Linked DNA regions of Homo sapiens: region 1 is linked to region 2. Evidence: read pairs that join two places in POLR2A ChIA-PET (ENCODE). Cell type or tissue: PC-9. All regions are shown on one strand. Each heading gives the region's core, and the rest is flanking DNA. Links, peaks and the distances in the headings are about the cores only.

What was found. ChIA-PET counts read pairs that join two places held together with the same protein. Peaks named below come from ENCODE experiments on the same cell type or tissue, not always from the same donor. Only the 100,000 strongest peaks of a DNase experiment are listed, where the experiment ranks them.
Region 1: POLR2A ChIA-PET joins it to region 2 with 12 read pairs; 4 of 35 experiments call an interaction of 5 or more read pairs at or near these places.

What each region holds. Positions count from the first base shown.
Region 1 is chr6:47,401,290-47,409,633 of GRCh38, forward strand. No RefSeq gene overlaps it. Among named protein-coding and RNA genes, the nearest start is that of CD2AP, 72 kb to the right of the region's middle. In PC-9, for the core only: no CTCF peak of the experiment used is centred there; DNase peaks (open chromatin) are centred at 4,172, 6,142 and 6,702; H3K4me3 peaks cover 631 bases; H3K27ac peaks cover 4,949 bases.
Region 2 is chr6:47,335,580-47,343,923 of GRCh38, forward strand. No RefSeq gene overlaps it. Among named protein-coding and RNA genes, the nearest start is that of TNFRSF21, 30 kb to the left of the region's middle. RefSeq lists an enhancer at 3,610-4,111. In PC-9, for the core only: no CTCF peak of the experiment used is centred there; no DNase peak of the experiment used is centred there.

The DNA.
Region 1 (8,344 bases), core at 330-8,329, 66 kb after region 2:
TCCAGGGAGGTTTCAGGGTTCAGACATTAAGCCAGCCAAATATTCTAAGGGGGACCAAGATAAGAACAAAGTCTTTGTACTGAGTGGTGCCCAGGTGAAGGGCTGTGTAAGTCTTACTAGGAAGAAATTGCCTCTATGAGACTTCTTAGAGGATAGACATTGTTATTGTGTTGGCCCCCAATAGAGTCATTTAAAAACTTCCATCGTCGGGGGTTCATACCTGCTCTTTTCTCTTCTTCCTCATGCTTTACAATTAGCATTCTCTCAACTCTGCCTTCTCAGGAAACTTGCTGCCCTTCTTGTAGAAGGGTGGACGGGACCTGTTCATATTTACTGGAATGTGAATGGAGTAGACCCTGGTAACCCCATTGCTTCACCACAACCAGATGGGAAATTGGTCTCACCCACCCACTGGGGGAATCCTTCGAGAATCTTCATTCTTTTGTTACCATCCTGCGGCACATCTGACACTCCGTGGTGTTCAATAAATGCTGGCTCAAGAGCTAATGATCTATTATTAATGACTTGGGTCAACATAGAGCCTTTACTCCAGAGTTCTTTGCAAGACTGTGGGCATTGTACCTTGTTGGTAATTAGATTATGCCCTAGGGATCTCTGTTTGAAAGGAGGCCTGTCTCAAATGTCATGTTTCAGAATCCTAATTATAAAAATCCATAATTGACTGCCTCCTTAAGAACAACGAGAATGATGGCTTGTGTGCCCCAAGAAGGATGTGCAAGAGGAACACAAACAAGGAAGTGTTGCTGTAGAGAAATGAGATTTTTAAATGTCCTGGGAAAACTTGGTGCTATGGTGCACTGGAGTAAACCCTGCAAATATAAAAACCAAACTGGGAACAAGGCTCATCAATGCTTATGCAAATACTCTCAGGGAAAGCACTCTAAATCTAATACTGGGTCCCCCGAGATGTCGGGGAAGTTTGAAGATAATCACTTGCGACACTCAGGCTTTTCTTGAGACCCAGTTTTAAACAACTGACCTTAGTTCTGAGCTGGATGGATGCCAAAATTGAGTGTCTGCTCAGTTGGAGCCAAATCCTCTCCTAGCTGTCTCTCAAGTCAGTTGGCAATATTTGCTTTGAGTTCTTTTTCCCACTTATGCAGAATTAATTTTGAAGTCTTTCCTCCTTTGGGCTGGAAGTGTTGAGGAAAGCAATGTGTGGTGTTTAGGTCCCAGGTGACACCTTTTTGTTCATGTGTCCGCTTTGTTTTCCGCTTCCTTTGAAGGCCTGTCCACTTTATATAGTGAAGAAGTTTACATTAGGGTGCGCCTCAATTCCACAAGCATCTGTAGACTAATCGCCATCGGTTGAGTCCTCTGTTAAATGTTGAGGTTGTTGAGGCTAGGGGAGAAAGTGTAGAGCTTACAGAGGGAGTGTGTGATGGAGGAAAGAATACAGGCTCTGGAGTGAAACTCTGGCTTCTAATCCTGGCCTCACTACAGATCAGCAGTGAGAACTTGGGCAAGTTATATATGCACAGTAAGCCTCTGTTTCCCCAATTAGAAAACTGGGGTAATAGTTCCAAATCTGAGAGAATTATACTTGTAAACAGATTCAAAATCATACATATTTCTATGATTGCATAAAATAGTAAACAGCCTCAAATGCAACACGTAAGAATAAAGTAAGTTATCATTTTTTTCAATGTATTGTTAGTCCTTAATCTCTAGAAGCCTGACAGTTGAGACAGGAAAATAAACCTCATATGCATGAAAAAAGTAGAGAATAGCAGAGGAAAAATGACTGGATTCAATAATAGAAGGAAAGAAGGCACAAGTTTCAGCATACATGTGTAAGGTAATAAGTGCTGTGAGCAATAAGAAATCACATCACAATTTCTGCCTAGAGAGTTTTTTCCCATCATCTATCATCCAAGCCTCAGTGCTTATATAATTAGAAAATGCAGGGTGTTTTGTTCTCTCTTCCATGAGCATGTCTAATTTAAATTCCGTTGCATTCCAGATCACATGAAATCAACATATAAATGAAAAGCCGTCTGCATTTCTGAAATGAGATGGAACTTTTGACTTTTCTACTTGAAGAAACAGTATCACTGTCACTCTGCTAAAAACTATTTTTTTCTCCTCTCACTAACTATAAAATCAAAAAGGCAGGGAAAATCATGTCCCAAGTTTGATTGAGGGATAGCTCTGATTTGTTACTAAAATTGCTATCAGTAGTTAAAATAATGTACATGTATGTATATATGAGTAATATGTATAGGTAATAATGTACATGTATCTATACATAGGTAACATACATATATAACAGTAATATGTGTTTGTAATGGTAACGTATATAAGTAATAATGTATATGTAATAGTAATATGTATATGTGTGCATATGTAATAGTATGATTATGCAGCAACCATCATCAATGACCAATCTATTTAAACTCCACACTATAACTTTCTGCACGTGTGATGTCTCTTAAGGTCAATGACCCTCTAAATGTAAAAATAGCATGTGTGAGGCCCCACCTATGGTTGTTCAGAGCTCCAGGAAACAGGTGGCATGTGAGTGAAATCAAGATATTTAAGGTACCAGTTGTCCTCCATAAAGTGAACATTTTTAGTTTTCTGACTTGAAGATGTGGATATTTTCAACCTTTTAATTCTAGGCTGCCTTACTCTCGTCTCCATGGTGCAGCACACACCCCGTGAATAAGCCCTGTTTCATCCAAGAAAAACAACCTTTGACCATCCACCTCCTCATATCTCACCTGGGGAAAACCAGTTGGCCTATCTTTGACTGACTTCAACACATCAAAATGTGCACAATGGTCATTTTACTGAAAGTCCTAAAATGTTCATTAAAAAACCAATTCAAACTTAATAATACTACCCTAACTGAGGTAGACTCTTAAAACCAGTTTCTGGTCAATGAGATACCTGTGTCAAATGGTTGTGTAATCAAATTCTTTCCATATCCTGCAAACATAGCTTGATGAGTTTAATTAACGATCATTTTGAATTCTTTTATGCAGACAGGTTTTTTTTCCTAAAGCATTTATGATGCCAGGATTTTTATTTTATTTTATTTTATTTTAGACAGGGTCTTGCTCTATTGTGCAAACAGTGGCGTGATCACAGCTCCTTGAGGCCTCAACCTTCCAGGCTCGAGTGATCCTCCTGCCTCAGCCTCCCAAGTAGCTGGGCCTACAGGCATGCACCACCATGCCTGGCTAATTTTTTCTATTTTTTTTGCAGAGACTGGGTTTTGTCGTGTTGCCTAGGCTGATCTCAAACTCCTGGGCTCAAGCTATCCACCCACTTCGGCCTCCAAAGGTGCTGGGCTTACAGTCATGAGCCACCGCACCTGGCCCAATGCCAGGATTTTAAACAGAAATTTTCCCTTCCAGGCAGCTTTGACAAATCATACATTTTTTTTTCCTTCTAAGATGAGCTTATGTTGGCTGTGATCTCAATCGCACTGATACAGTGCTCCTTTTTAAGGACACAGATTAATTGGAGGTGGGGAAAAGTGTTGGTGTTTAAAGGAAAAACATTTTCTTTTTATATAATTATTGAGTAATTTGGAAGGCATTGTAGAAATCATCCATGTCTTTGTAAAATCCGGGGGCTAGATTGAATTTCCTTTCTGTTTCCTCCAGCTTTAGTGTTCTATGAATCTATCATCCACTCAACTTTGAACTCCTGCTGAACAGTCACCAGGTCTTACTCGTCTTCATACTTCCAAAGGCCCTTACAAGGCCTGGCACGCAGTAGGGCCTCATTACTTGTTTGTTAATGAATGTATAAATCATCCCATATGCTTTGTATGCTTCATTTCAATTCTTTCTGAGTATAGCAAGAATCATATGTTGCCATTCATGGCTCACAATTCTGTTCTTCAGCATCACAAAATCATACTGGTAAAATTTTCCTATTTCATGTTTTATGCTGTAGCTATAGGGTACAAACGCATACTATTTATCATGCTGATGATTTTGTTGAGGTGGATCCGTTTAGTCATTCATTTAATAAATATTTACAGAACACCTACTGGGTAGTTGTATTGCAATGCTGAACTGGACAAAGTTCCCTATAACAAGGAACTTGTCTAATAAAGAAGACAGACAAGTAAACATAAAATAGTATGAGTGTTATAAAGGATAAGTACGACAAGCTGTGGGAACAGAAGAGTAGCTCACCTGGTCTGAGGAATTCAGGAAATGTTTCCCAAAGGAAGTAGTAGATTCAAACCTTAAGGTTAAGAGTGAGGTGGGTGAAACTGGGCAGAGGGCCAGACAGCGTAAAGGGCAGTGAGAATTTCAGATCCCAGAGTGGATGTTTATTTAGAAGGCAATAAAGGACCTGTGGGAGAGGCCAAGCGGGGGACGAAATTTGTGTTTTAGAAAGACCTTTCTAACTGCAGTTAGAAAGTAGAAAGGGGCAGGACCAGAGGCCAGGAGAAGTCTAAGAAGACGTTTAGAGTGGCAGTGAAGATAAAGGCACTGGCAGCAGACATGAAAAGAATTAGATGAATTCTGGATATATTGAGGAAGAAAGTGAATGGATGTATATGGTGGTGAAATGATGCAGGAAAGAAGATGTAAATTCTGATATCTGCTTTGAGAAATTGAGTGGATGGTTGTGTCATCTAGTAGGATAAGAAACACCTTCTAAAGCATTAGCACTTTGGGAAGGAAGGAAAGCAATGATAAATTCTGTAGGGTTGCTACATGATATCCAAGATGAGCTGTCTAACAATGCTAGGGTCTGAATGTTTGTGTTCCTCAAAATTCATATGTTGAAGCCTAATTCCCTATTTGAAGGTGAGGCCTTTCAAAGATAATTAGGTCATGAAGGGAGAGCCCTCATTAATGAGACTGGTGTCCCTATAAGAAGAAACAGATGCCAGCCATGGTGGCTCACATTGTAATCCCAGCACTTTGGAAGGCTAAGATGCAAGGATCATATAAGGCCGGGAGTTTGTGATCAGCCTGGCAATATAGGGAGACCTCATCTCTACAAATAACAATTTCAAAAAATTAGCCAGGTGTGGTGGCACATGGCCATGTCCCAGCCACTTGGGAAGCTGAAGCAAGAGGATCATCCGAGCCTGAGAGATCAAGGCTGCCGTGAGCCATGATTACACCACTGTACTCTAACCTGGGCAACAGAGCAAGACCCTGTCTCAAAAAAAAAAAAAAAAAAAAAAAAAAAAAGAGACAAGACAGATGATCTCTGTCTCATGTGAGGATACACCAGGAAGGTGATCATCTGCAAGCCAGGAGACAGGTCCTAACAGCACCAAATAGACTGTCACAGTGATCTTGGACTTCTCAGTATCCAGGACTGTGAGAAATAAATTTAAATTGTTTAAGCCACCTATTCTATGGCATTTTTATTATAGTAACCCAAACTAACTAAGACGAATAGTTATTTGATTATATAAATCTGTATCTCAGGAAAGAGTTTTGCATTGAAATTATATAATTGACAGTCATCAACATATAGATAGATACTGAAACTATTAAAATGAATGTGCTGAGGGAAAGAAGGTGGCAGGAAAATACTAAGAAATGCCAATCTTTAAGAGACATTCAAATACTTTGCTTACTAATTAATATCACCTGCTCAGTCTCCATTCCTAAGGACCATATACACTCTAGGTCATAGGGATTGACTATGGTTCGAATGTGACCCCCAAGTTCACCTGTTGGTAACTTGATCCCCAGTGTAGAGATGTTGAGAGGGGAGATCTTTAAGAGGTGATTAGGTCATGAGGCTCTACCCTCATGAATTTTTTAATGCCATTATCATGAGAGTGGGTTTGTTATCACAGCAGTGGCTTCCTTATGAAATGAGTTTGACCCCTTTCTCTATCTCTTGCCATCGCTTTGCCCTCTGCCATGAAATGACATAGCAAGAAGACCCTTGCCAAATTCTGGCCCCTAAGTCTTGGACTTCATAGCCTCCAGAACTGGGAGCCAATAAATTTTTGTTCATTATAAATTGTCCAGTCTGTGGTATTTGGTTACAGCAGGAAAAAACAGATGAGGATGGAATCTAACAAGGCGCTTTCTATGGTGATCCTACCTAGGAGCTCTGTGGAGAGACAGAGCAAGGCCTATGTCACTTAAGAATGTCTTACATACATTCTCAATTACTCAGTTAAAATGATTTACAAATTTTGCTTTGTCATATGGGTGTAGAGAAGAGGAAGAGAGTTAATTATTAAACATGTGAATGCCTAAGACATGTTCCTAAGCTTCCTCAAGAATACTTTTTTAGATTACATTGAGCACAACAGACAGGAGGTCCATGAAACTCCATCTAGGATAAAGATGCCTTGTATTTGTTACTAAGCTGTTATTAAGGGGACCCAGCACAATGCTTTGCTTTCACCATCTCCTCAAATCATACACACACACAACTTAATCAAGAGGGAGGAGCAGGTGGAAGAGATGGCAGCCATGATGGTATCAGCAAGAGCAATAGCTGCCAAGAAAAAATTTTTAAAAAGCACTTAAATTCCTGATAACAAACTGAAATCAAGAGCCTTTGGCATAATACTTGAGTCATATTTGTATGATGTCTCAGCAGGTCATAAATGCTGCTTTCAGAATTATTTCTGTAAATAGGGTTAGTCAGAAATATATAACTAAGCAAATAAAAGCTCCTTTTATAATTTTATAACACCCTGGGGACATTGTAGTTATTTTTTATCTTGTTTTGTTTTGCTTCACATAATCTGGAGTGTCCCAGAGCTATTTAAGATCTCATGTGTTGAAACCCTCCAAGTTTGTTGTCAACCTAAGAACAAATATTTTGATTTACTAAGGAACTTAAATCAGATAAGAGATTCTGGGGGATGTAGAATCATCTGAAAATTGTTATCTTAAGAGATTTAGTTATTTCCTTAGTCATGCATCTTCCACAAGCTGCATGTTTTAAAAAGCTAACTTTCTACTAGCACTTCAGTTCTGAGGTCATAATAAATCCCTAAGATTTGACATCTTGGTAAAAATAGACATGTGGATTAATGGCAGATAACAGAGTCCCCAAAATAGAATAACACATCCTGCTTTAAAATTTCGCAAAGTTTTGAGCTCTTTGAATTCTAGCAGGAATCCAGATATTATACATTGGCCCAAGATAATTTTGTAAATAATTTTTAACATAAACAAAAATTTAGCTCACAGCAGCCTTGAACTCCTGGGCTCCAAGTGATCCTCCCACTTCTGCCTCCAGAATTGCTGGAAATACAGGCAAGCAACCCACACTCAGCTAATTTTTTTTTTTTTTTTTTTTTTGGTAGAGACAGGGTCTTGTTGTGTTGCCTGGTCTAGTTTCAAACTTCAAGCTGGCCTCAAGCAATCCTTTCACCTTGGCCTCCCAAAGCTCTAGGATTGCAGGTGTGATCTCCTATATCCCACTCCACTTTTTTCATAGCAGCTTTATTGATAAGGAATTCATATACTATACAACTTACTCAATTTAATGTTTTTTAATGTAAAGTTGTGCAACCCTCACCACAACAAATTTAGGAACTTAGGAATTTAGGAATTTCTAAAATGTTTTAAATTTTAGAAATTACTTTTTTCTTTTTCTTTTAGAATTCGTAAAACATTTACATGATTCCAAATTCACTACCATATGACATGCAAACATTCATCAGCTGATGAATGGATAAACATAATGTGGTATATTCTTTCAGTGAAATACTATTTGGCAATGTAAAACAATTAAAATTATATAGAGTGTGTTCTCCACAATAGAATCAAACTAGAAATCAATAACAGAATAATAGCAGAAAGATCGCCAAACATCTAAATGCTAAACAACACACTTCTAAATAATACTTGTATGAAGAAGAATTCTAAAGAGAATTTTTTTTAATTCAACCGAATAAAAATGAAAATACAACATATCAAAATGTGTAAGATACAGTTAAAGCAATGCCGAGAGGGAAATTTATAGACTAAATCCACACATCAGCAAAGAGGAAAATCTCAAAACATACATTAGGAAAGAAAAATCTCTAAGCTACCTCCTCAATTAGAAAAATCTCTAAGCTAACTCTGGGAATGGGAACCTGCAAAATGAGGAATGTTTGGAGAAAGATACATTCCTTATCAGGCTGATTTGAAGTGAGGCAGAAAAAAAGAAACCCACAGATTTACTTGTGCAGCTAATTATAATTCAACATTATTTAAGCCCTTAATGGCCAAAACTTAATATATTAAAATTTTTCCCCAAAATTCAAAAGACCTAGGGAAAAATAAAAAACAAAATAAAGCCAAAGCAACGACTGGGCTTGGTGGCTTACGCCTGTAATCTCAGTACTTTGGGAGGCCGAGGCAGGCGGATCCCT
Region 2 (8,344 bases), core at 146-8,145:
GCCCTCAGACTCAGCAGATTCAGAGAGACTACAAGCGTGCCTCGTGGTCAGAACAAATTTACAAACAAAAAAGGGAAGTGACATACAGAAATCAGAAGTGAGGTACGGAAACAGCTGGATTGGTTACAGATTGGTGTTTGCTTTATTTGAACACAGTTTGAACACTTAGCAGTCTACGAGTGGTTGAAATATGGCCTCTGGGATTGGCCAAGACTCAGCTATTGTTACAGGCACATAGTCCTAAGTTAGGTTTTCAACTTGTCTGCTTATCTTAATAAGGTTACAGTTCATCCACCAGGTCTCAAATATAAAATTACGGAGTCCTTCTCAGCCCATATTTAGTTTGCTTTAACAGTGTTCACTGGAAAATTGCTTTTGGTGTGTGAGAAAAAAAATCCCCACACACATTTTGGTGACCAGAGGTGACGTATTCTATATTGGGTGTGTAAGAAAAACACTTGGTTTTCCATCACATACTCCCAGAGCCAGGGGAGAATGCAGGAGGCCTGTCAGTAATGCCTCTAGGAGAAACCAGTGGGCTTCTTGGCAGAGGTAACACATGAGCAGGCTATTGCTGAATGCAGTATGACTCTCGGTGGATACAGGGAGAAGGGCATGTCTCCCCCATCAAAGGAGCAGCCAAACAATGACGAGAAGTCCTCAAAGCCCCTCCATGGTGTGACCTCTGGAATCCCCTCCAACTTCACGTATCACTCCCTTCCATGCTCCCTCTGCTCCAGCTACACTGACTTCCATGCTGTTCCTTAAACTTGCCAAGCAAACCCTGCCTTGAGGGTTTTTGCACTTGCTGTTCTCTCTGCCTGCCAATCTCCTTTCTCACTCCTTCATTGTATCCTCCACTCACAGCCATCACTTCAGAGAAGCCCTCTCTGGCCCCCCTTCTAAAATAGCAATCCCTGTCATTCTCCATCCACTTTCCTATTTTGCCTTTATCAGCATTTTTCTCTACCTGGCATTACATTTTTTCCTTCTGTGTTTATCTTACCATTTTCTGTCTTCCCCCATTAAGTTAAGCCCTGTACTTACAAGACCTTTTCCCACAAGCTTCTTAGCAGACTTAGAATTGATTCCTTTGTTTTGGGCTGGCTGCACAATTTTTTCACTTTGCCTTAGAATTTCATCACCAAGAAGTCTTCACACACAAAGTCTTCACAATCAGGGCAAATGTTCCTCAAAATTCATTTTTTAAATCCAGGTAGAATTTTCTTACCCCTGTTTAACCCTTCCTATCTGTCATTCATTGGCTTTGTGAATTATCTCAAGCCTGAATTATTCTACCTCACCCCAGCCTGTCTGTGCCCTGCCTATGTCAAGAATTCTGCCTTAGCACTGAGAGCCTGCCTGAGAGCTGGGGTTTAAAATGTCAGGTGGGACCCACTAGCACAATTGTGTTTCAGTCCAGACTTGTTGAGCTGCCTGGGTGCAGACATGTAGGAGGTGGAGGGCTAGGTTACACAGGGGTGAAGCTTATAACAGAAAGGGGACAGGGCAAGGGTGTTAAGGGTGTATGCAGTGGAAGATTCACAAAGACAGATTTTGAAGTCTACCTGAGGAAGTGTGGAAGTGGGAACAGACCATGGATGGTTATGGTAAACTGAATAACCTCCCCCTAAAATATTCACATCTTAAATGGCCAGATCCCGTGAATGTTACTTTATATAGCCAAGGAGACTTTGCAGGTGTAACTGAGTTGAGGAGACTTTGCAGGTGTAACTGAACTTAGGATCTTGAGATGAGATTATCCTGGGTTATCTAGTGAGCTATAAATGTAATCACAAGGGTCCTTATAAGACAGGGGACAGAAGGTCAAAGGAAGAAGAAGATGTGTTGATGGACGCAGCAATAAGAGTGATGCCCTTTGAAGACAGAGGAGGAAAGCTATGAATCCAGGAATGTAGGTGGCTTCTGGAAGCTGAAAAAAGCAAGGAAATGGATTCTCCCCTAGAGCCTCCAGCAGGATGCAGTCCAGCCTATGCCTTGACTGTAGCCCAATAAGACCGATTTCAAATTTCTGACCCCTAAAACTGTAAGAGAATAAATTTGTGTTGTTTTAAGGGGAGAGAGAGAGAGAGAGAGAGAGAGAGAGAGAAAGAGAGAGAATTTTCTGCCTTAAGGCCATGTGAGAGCTGTCAATTGCCAAGGTGTCTGCTGAATTTAACCAGGAAGCCACTCTCATTGAATCATCATCATCACCATCCTCCTCCTCATTATTAGCACCTCTGGGATTCCATTGCCACTACCACCACAGCAACAGCTGACATTTATCAAGCAGTTACCTTACACCAGGTTCCTTGGTATGTGTTTTACACGCATTATCTAATTTCTGTATTTACAATAACCTTGTATGGGAGGTACCATTATTAACCTTATTTTAGAGGTGAAGAAAATGGGACTGAAAGGTAACTTTTTGAACAGAAGTTTCATAGGCTTTCTACCAGGTGGGGAAATACACACATTTCCTATTTTATGGTTTGCCTGATGGTAATGAACAGGGTTTGAGACTGGGAGTAGGGGAGGGGGCACAGTAATGGACATAATCCCTTAGTACCTCCCTTTCTGATATCTGCTTCTTTCTTTGGTATTTGGGGTTGGGGAGCAGGCACACCAACCTAAAACAAATCTTAGTCCCTGATCCATGACTCTGGCAATGGTTTTCTGGAAGAGACCCCAGTAATAATAATAATCACCACTTTACAAAGCTACTATGTACTCAGCACATTATTAATAGACTTTCTAATCTCCACAACTATCTTGTATGGTAGATATTACTGACATTTGTCAGATAAGAAAACTACACCTCAGGTAGGTTAGATGACTGGTCCAAGGCTACCCAGCTAGTTAGTAAATGCCTAATCTCAGATTCAAACCAAAGGCTGATGCCATCATCTATATTGTTTCAATTACTCTAGGCCACTCTCTAACAACCAGCTCACAGAGAGCACATATTGAGGTCCATTTCAGATTTATACCCAGATTTGAGTTGAGCATCTGATCTTATATGGCCAAAGAGACTTTGCAGGTATAACTGAGTAAAGAGCCTTGAGATGGGGGGACTATCCTGGATTATCCAGTGGGCCGTAAATGTAATCACAAAGGTTCTTCTGCTGGCTTTATTTGGGCTTTAGTGGATGCTGTGCCTTCTGCAGTTCAGACTTCTTCTGAGACAAGCACTTAAAAATTGGAGTTCAGGCCTTTACACCTAGGTCACAGCTACCCCAACCCTGGGGTGGGTTGTTGACTGGCTGTTTGGCCAAGCAAACCTCAGTGTTTCATTCTGAGATATTCAAAGGTTCTGGGAATTGGGACATGGATGTCTTTTGGGGAACATTGTTTAGCTACTACATCAGGTAATGCAGATCAACTTCAACCTTGGGCCTGAAGGCCAAGTTTCTCCCTTAAAATCTGGCTTTAGATTGAATATCTCATCTTATAGGACACTTTGTCCCAGTGCCACAACTGGTAAAATTCACTAGAAATGTAATGACAAATAGTTATCAAGTGCCTACTACTACATGCTAGTCACTGTGTTGGTCTCCAGGGATTTCAGAGTTTATGGTGCTGGGATAATTGGCAATCCACAAGTAGAAGAATGAAACTGGATTCTCCTCTCTCATCTTATACAAAAATCAATTCAAGATGGATCCTGAATTCAATTCAAGACTTAAATCTAAGACCCAAAACCATAAAAATTCTAGAAGATAACATGGGGAAAACCCTTCTAGACACTGGCTTAGTCAAAGACTTCATGACCTAGAATCCAAAAGCAAATGCAACAAAAACAAAGATAGAGAGATGGGGCTTAATCAAACTAAAAAGCTTCTGCACAACAAAAGAAGCAATCAGCAGAGTAAACAGACATGTTTACTCTGGGAGAAATCTTCACAATCCATACATCTGACAAAGGACTAATATCCAGAATCTACAAGGAAGTCAAATAAATCGGCAAGATAAAACCAAACAATCCCATCAAAAAGTGAGCTAAGGACACGAATGGATAATTTGCAAAAAACAAACATATACAAACATGAAAAATGCTCAACATCACTAATGATCAGGGAAATGCAAATCAAAACCACAATGTGATACCACCTTACTCCTGCAAGGATGACCATAATCCAAAAATCAAATAATAATAGAGGTTGGCATGGATGCAGTGAAAAGGGAACACTTTTACACTGCTGGTGGGAATGTAAACTAGTACAGCCACTGTGGAAAACTCTGGAGATTCCTTAAAGAACTAAAAGTAGAACTTCCATTTGATTCAGCAATCCTACTCCTGGGTATCTACCCAGAGGAAAAGAAGTCATTATACTAAAAGGATACTTGCACATGCATGTTTATAGCAGCACAATTTGCAATTGCAAAAATATGGAACCAGCTCACATGCCCATCAATCAAGTGGGTAAAGAAATTGTGGCACATACATCTACCATAAAATACTACTCAGCCTTAAAAACAAGCAAAATAATGGCATTTGCAGCAACCTGGATGGAATTGGAGACCATTATTCTAAGTGAAGTAACTCAGGAATGGAAAACTAAACATAGTATGTTCTCACTCATAAGTGGGAGCTAAGCTATGAGGATGCAAAGGCATAAGAATGATACAATGGACTTTGTGGATTCAGGGGGAAGGATAGGAGTGGTGAGGGATAAAAGACTACACACTGGGTACAGTGTACACTGCTCGGGTCCTGGGTGCACCAAAATCTCAGGAATCACCACTAAAAAGCTTATTCATGTAACCAACCACGACCTGTTCCCAAAAAGCTACTGAAATGTAAAAAAAAAAAAGAAAAAAGAAAAGAGAAAAAATACTTGAGTTCTGTAGGAAAAGAAAGAGCTAGACCATGTAAAGAGCATGAGGGGAAAACATTCCAGACAGAGAGAAATGACTAGACTAAGGCCTTTGAGAGAGGTTGCACACTCGGGAACTGAAGGAAGAGTGTGTGGTTGCAGAGTAAGGAAGGAGAGAATGTCACAACATGGCTGGAAACGCAGGCAGGGGCCAGATTATGTGGATGTTTCAAGTCAGGAAAGGCCTTGGGATTTTATTCTAAGAGTAGATAGAGTCCACTGACAGGAGAATACTGTTAATGTGACAATGAAATGTGGTTAATGATATTAAAGGATTCCAAACCCCAGTTACATGTTTCTTGAACAAAAAAGTGTAGGCTAAAGCGAAAATCACTTCTTTTTTTTTTTTTTTGAAATGGAGTCTCACTCTGTCTCCCAGGCTGGAATGCAATGGCACAATCTCAGCTCACTGCAACCTCTGCCTCCTGGGTTCAAGCCATTCTCATTCCTCGGCCTCCTAAGTAGCTGGGATTACCACCAGGCCCGGCTAATTTTTGTATTTTTAGCAGAGATGGGGTTTCACCATGTTGCCCAGGCTGGTCTTGAACTCCTGACCTCAGGTGATCCACCCTCCTCAGACTCCCAAAGTGCTGGGATTACAGGATTATAGGCGTGAGCTGGAAGTCACTTCTTAAAAGTAGGTTTCCTTCCCATGATGGAGAAAACTCAATACTACTAATGCATTTTTCTCCAGACTTGAGAAGAGGGTTCTGGCATTGCTTCTATGTCTGCCATTGCAGCTTCTTTACAACTAACATCAAAGATAACTTTCTTACTTTAAAAACCTTCATGCTTTTTGGCCCAGTACTTCCAGATCTGGGAATATATTCTAAGGAATAATAATCAATGTAAATAATGATTTATGTAGAAGGATAATTGTAGCATCATTGCAATAGTGAAAATATTAGAACAACCCTGGTATTAACGGGGGGAATGATCATGTCTATTGAAATGATAGAATATTATATAGTCATTAGAATACTATCTTTTGAGGATGACATCTTTTTACATGTTTAGTTATATAAAAATCTTGCTAATATAACTTGAAGTTAAGATAAATAGACTATTAATAAATATATACCCACATATGTACATAAACATATTCTCTATTTCAGTTAAGACAAATGCAAATGAACGTAAAAATAAAAATATTTACAATGGGTATCTCCATGGCTGCTCCTTACTCAGCATAAGATACTAATTGACGTTTCTTGAATATCACCCAGTCTATAGTAGACACTAGGGTAATAATTATTGACTAAAGAATAACTCCCTGAGAATACAGAACTAATTCCAGATATGTGAATGACAGCTTAGCTTTGCTTTAGTGCAATGGGTGATGGCAAGTTTAAGAATCCTTAAATTAGAAACATTTCCCCCTTATAAAAAGATTTTCTTGTCCTTTATTTTGTATCTTCTGAGCCTCTTTCAGAGCATAAAATGTGATTATTTCTGCCAGTCCCAACATCCCTATTCTGTGTGCCTCGTGAAAAAAAAAAACTCATTAATTTATCAATCATCATCAAGAAATAGAGGTGGTAGTGAGATATTTAATAGAAGTTTGGAACTGCATTGATTGACACAGAGAATAAATAACTGTTTGTTTATATGATAATTGGAGTAGTCCGGGGAAATGTGCTCCCTCCCAAATCTTTCTTTCCTTCTAGCAGTCTGAAATATCACATTAGAGGAGAATTTGTTCAGCTTAAGGTATCATTAAAAATATAAATACCCAAAGAAATAGAGTGAGCCATTCTCAGTTATAATTAATTAAGTAGATCCTGTTCAATATTACCAAGGTCTGGGAGAGGGGGCCTTGCTCTGCAGTAGAGGGGAAACAACAGGATGCCCCAGGGGAATGAGGAGCTAAGAGGCAGGACGCTGGTGAGGAAGAGATATGAAGAACTAGGGAGCGGGCGGGACGGGCCTCATGAGAACACTGAATGAGGTATGTGAATGCCTGAATTTAGGCTCCACCTTAGTCACTAATAGTCACTAACAGAGTCTGCTTGGAGAGGAGGTTTGACACGTGTTAGGGCCTGCCATCTCCATAGTCCCTTCTGAAGAAGACAGACCATGGCCATCCTGGTCATGGCGGATGGGCCCCAGGACAACTGATCCACAGGCCCAGTGGCAGCCTTCATGAGTGGCTGACACAAGAACTTTGTCCATAAGAAATAACTATGAAACTAAATGAACCAACCAGTCCCTCTGTCTTCAGGGGTGTGAAGGATAGATAGAAGGAAAGAGAGCTAGCAATGGGCACAAGCCGAAGGAACCCCGGAGAGAACGAGAAGTCAGGAACCTTAACCATGAAAGACTGAGAGTCAGCAGAAGCTGTAAACACTGATGAGTTGGTTTCTTTCAAGTTATTAACCTTCTGCGTCCGTAGAAGTAGCAGAAGCAGTAAAAGCCGAGACTGAAAGGAGCAGGAATAGGGCAAAGCTTAACCCTCGAGCAGACGGGAAGGGATCCCTGCTGCTGGGTTTGTGGCCAGATGGCCTGGATTCTCTGCTGTCTCAACTCCTGCAGGAGTGTTCCAGCGGCCACAAAACCCAGGTATGTGGGATTGCGGCTGACCTTCTTCACTTCCCTGTCTAGACCAGGACCTGCCACCACACATCCCCTCTAATGCCCATACATGTGCACACAGCCACACGCACACACACACACACACACACACACACACACCCCTACATACCCACCCTTGAGTAAAGGAACTGGGATGTGCCTCTGTTGCTTCCAACTCCAGAGCTTGTTAATTTTAGATAAGTTTCTCTGAGACTAAAAGACGTTTCTAAAATAAAGCATTTGGACAAGACAGTCTCTAAATTTGTGTCCAAATCTTGCCTTTGGAATTCCATGAATCTAAGATGTGAGGAGATTAGGATTGGATCATGTTTCATATTACAGTAACTTCCCCCACATAAAGGGAGAGAGATTCTAAAAAAATTTATCCCTTCTTCATTATAGAAATCCAGTGAATATTATAATTTGCCATAACAAATTACAAGAACAGGAGAGTTATAAATCTATAAGATGGGCAAAGTATGTACGTGTAGTTGGCAAAAGGGGCTGAGGAGTGGAGAGTTAAGGAAGTAAGAATTTGCTGAGAAGACAAACTGAGAAATGGAGTGGGCTGGAGCAGGCAGGACTGATTAGGAGGGGCTGAGGTTTGCTGCTTTCAAACTAGCCCTAATCACATTATTTGAGAGTGCACAGTGGGTCTGGTGCCTTTTCTCCAAATGATGTAGACATATGTCCGCTCAAATAAATTAATACTCTCATCTCATCTGACTCATTTGGTGGGGATGACAAGCACACATCTGACTGAAATAGAAGAAGGAGAGGGCACAGTGGCAGGAAGAAGGAAGGCAGAGATATTGCACAAATTATCAGACCTTCCCCTCACCACGGGATAATACCCAAACTCCCAGCTGCGGGCATGACTGGCCCTACCTCATCTC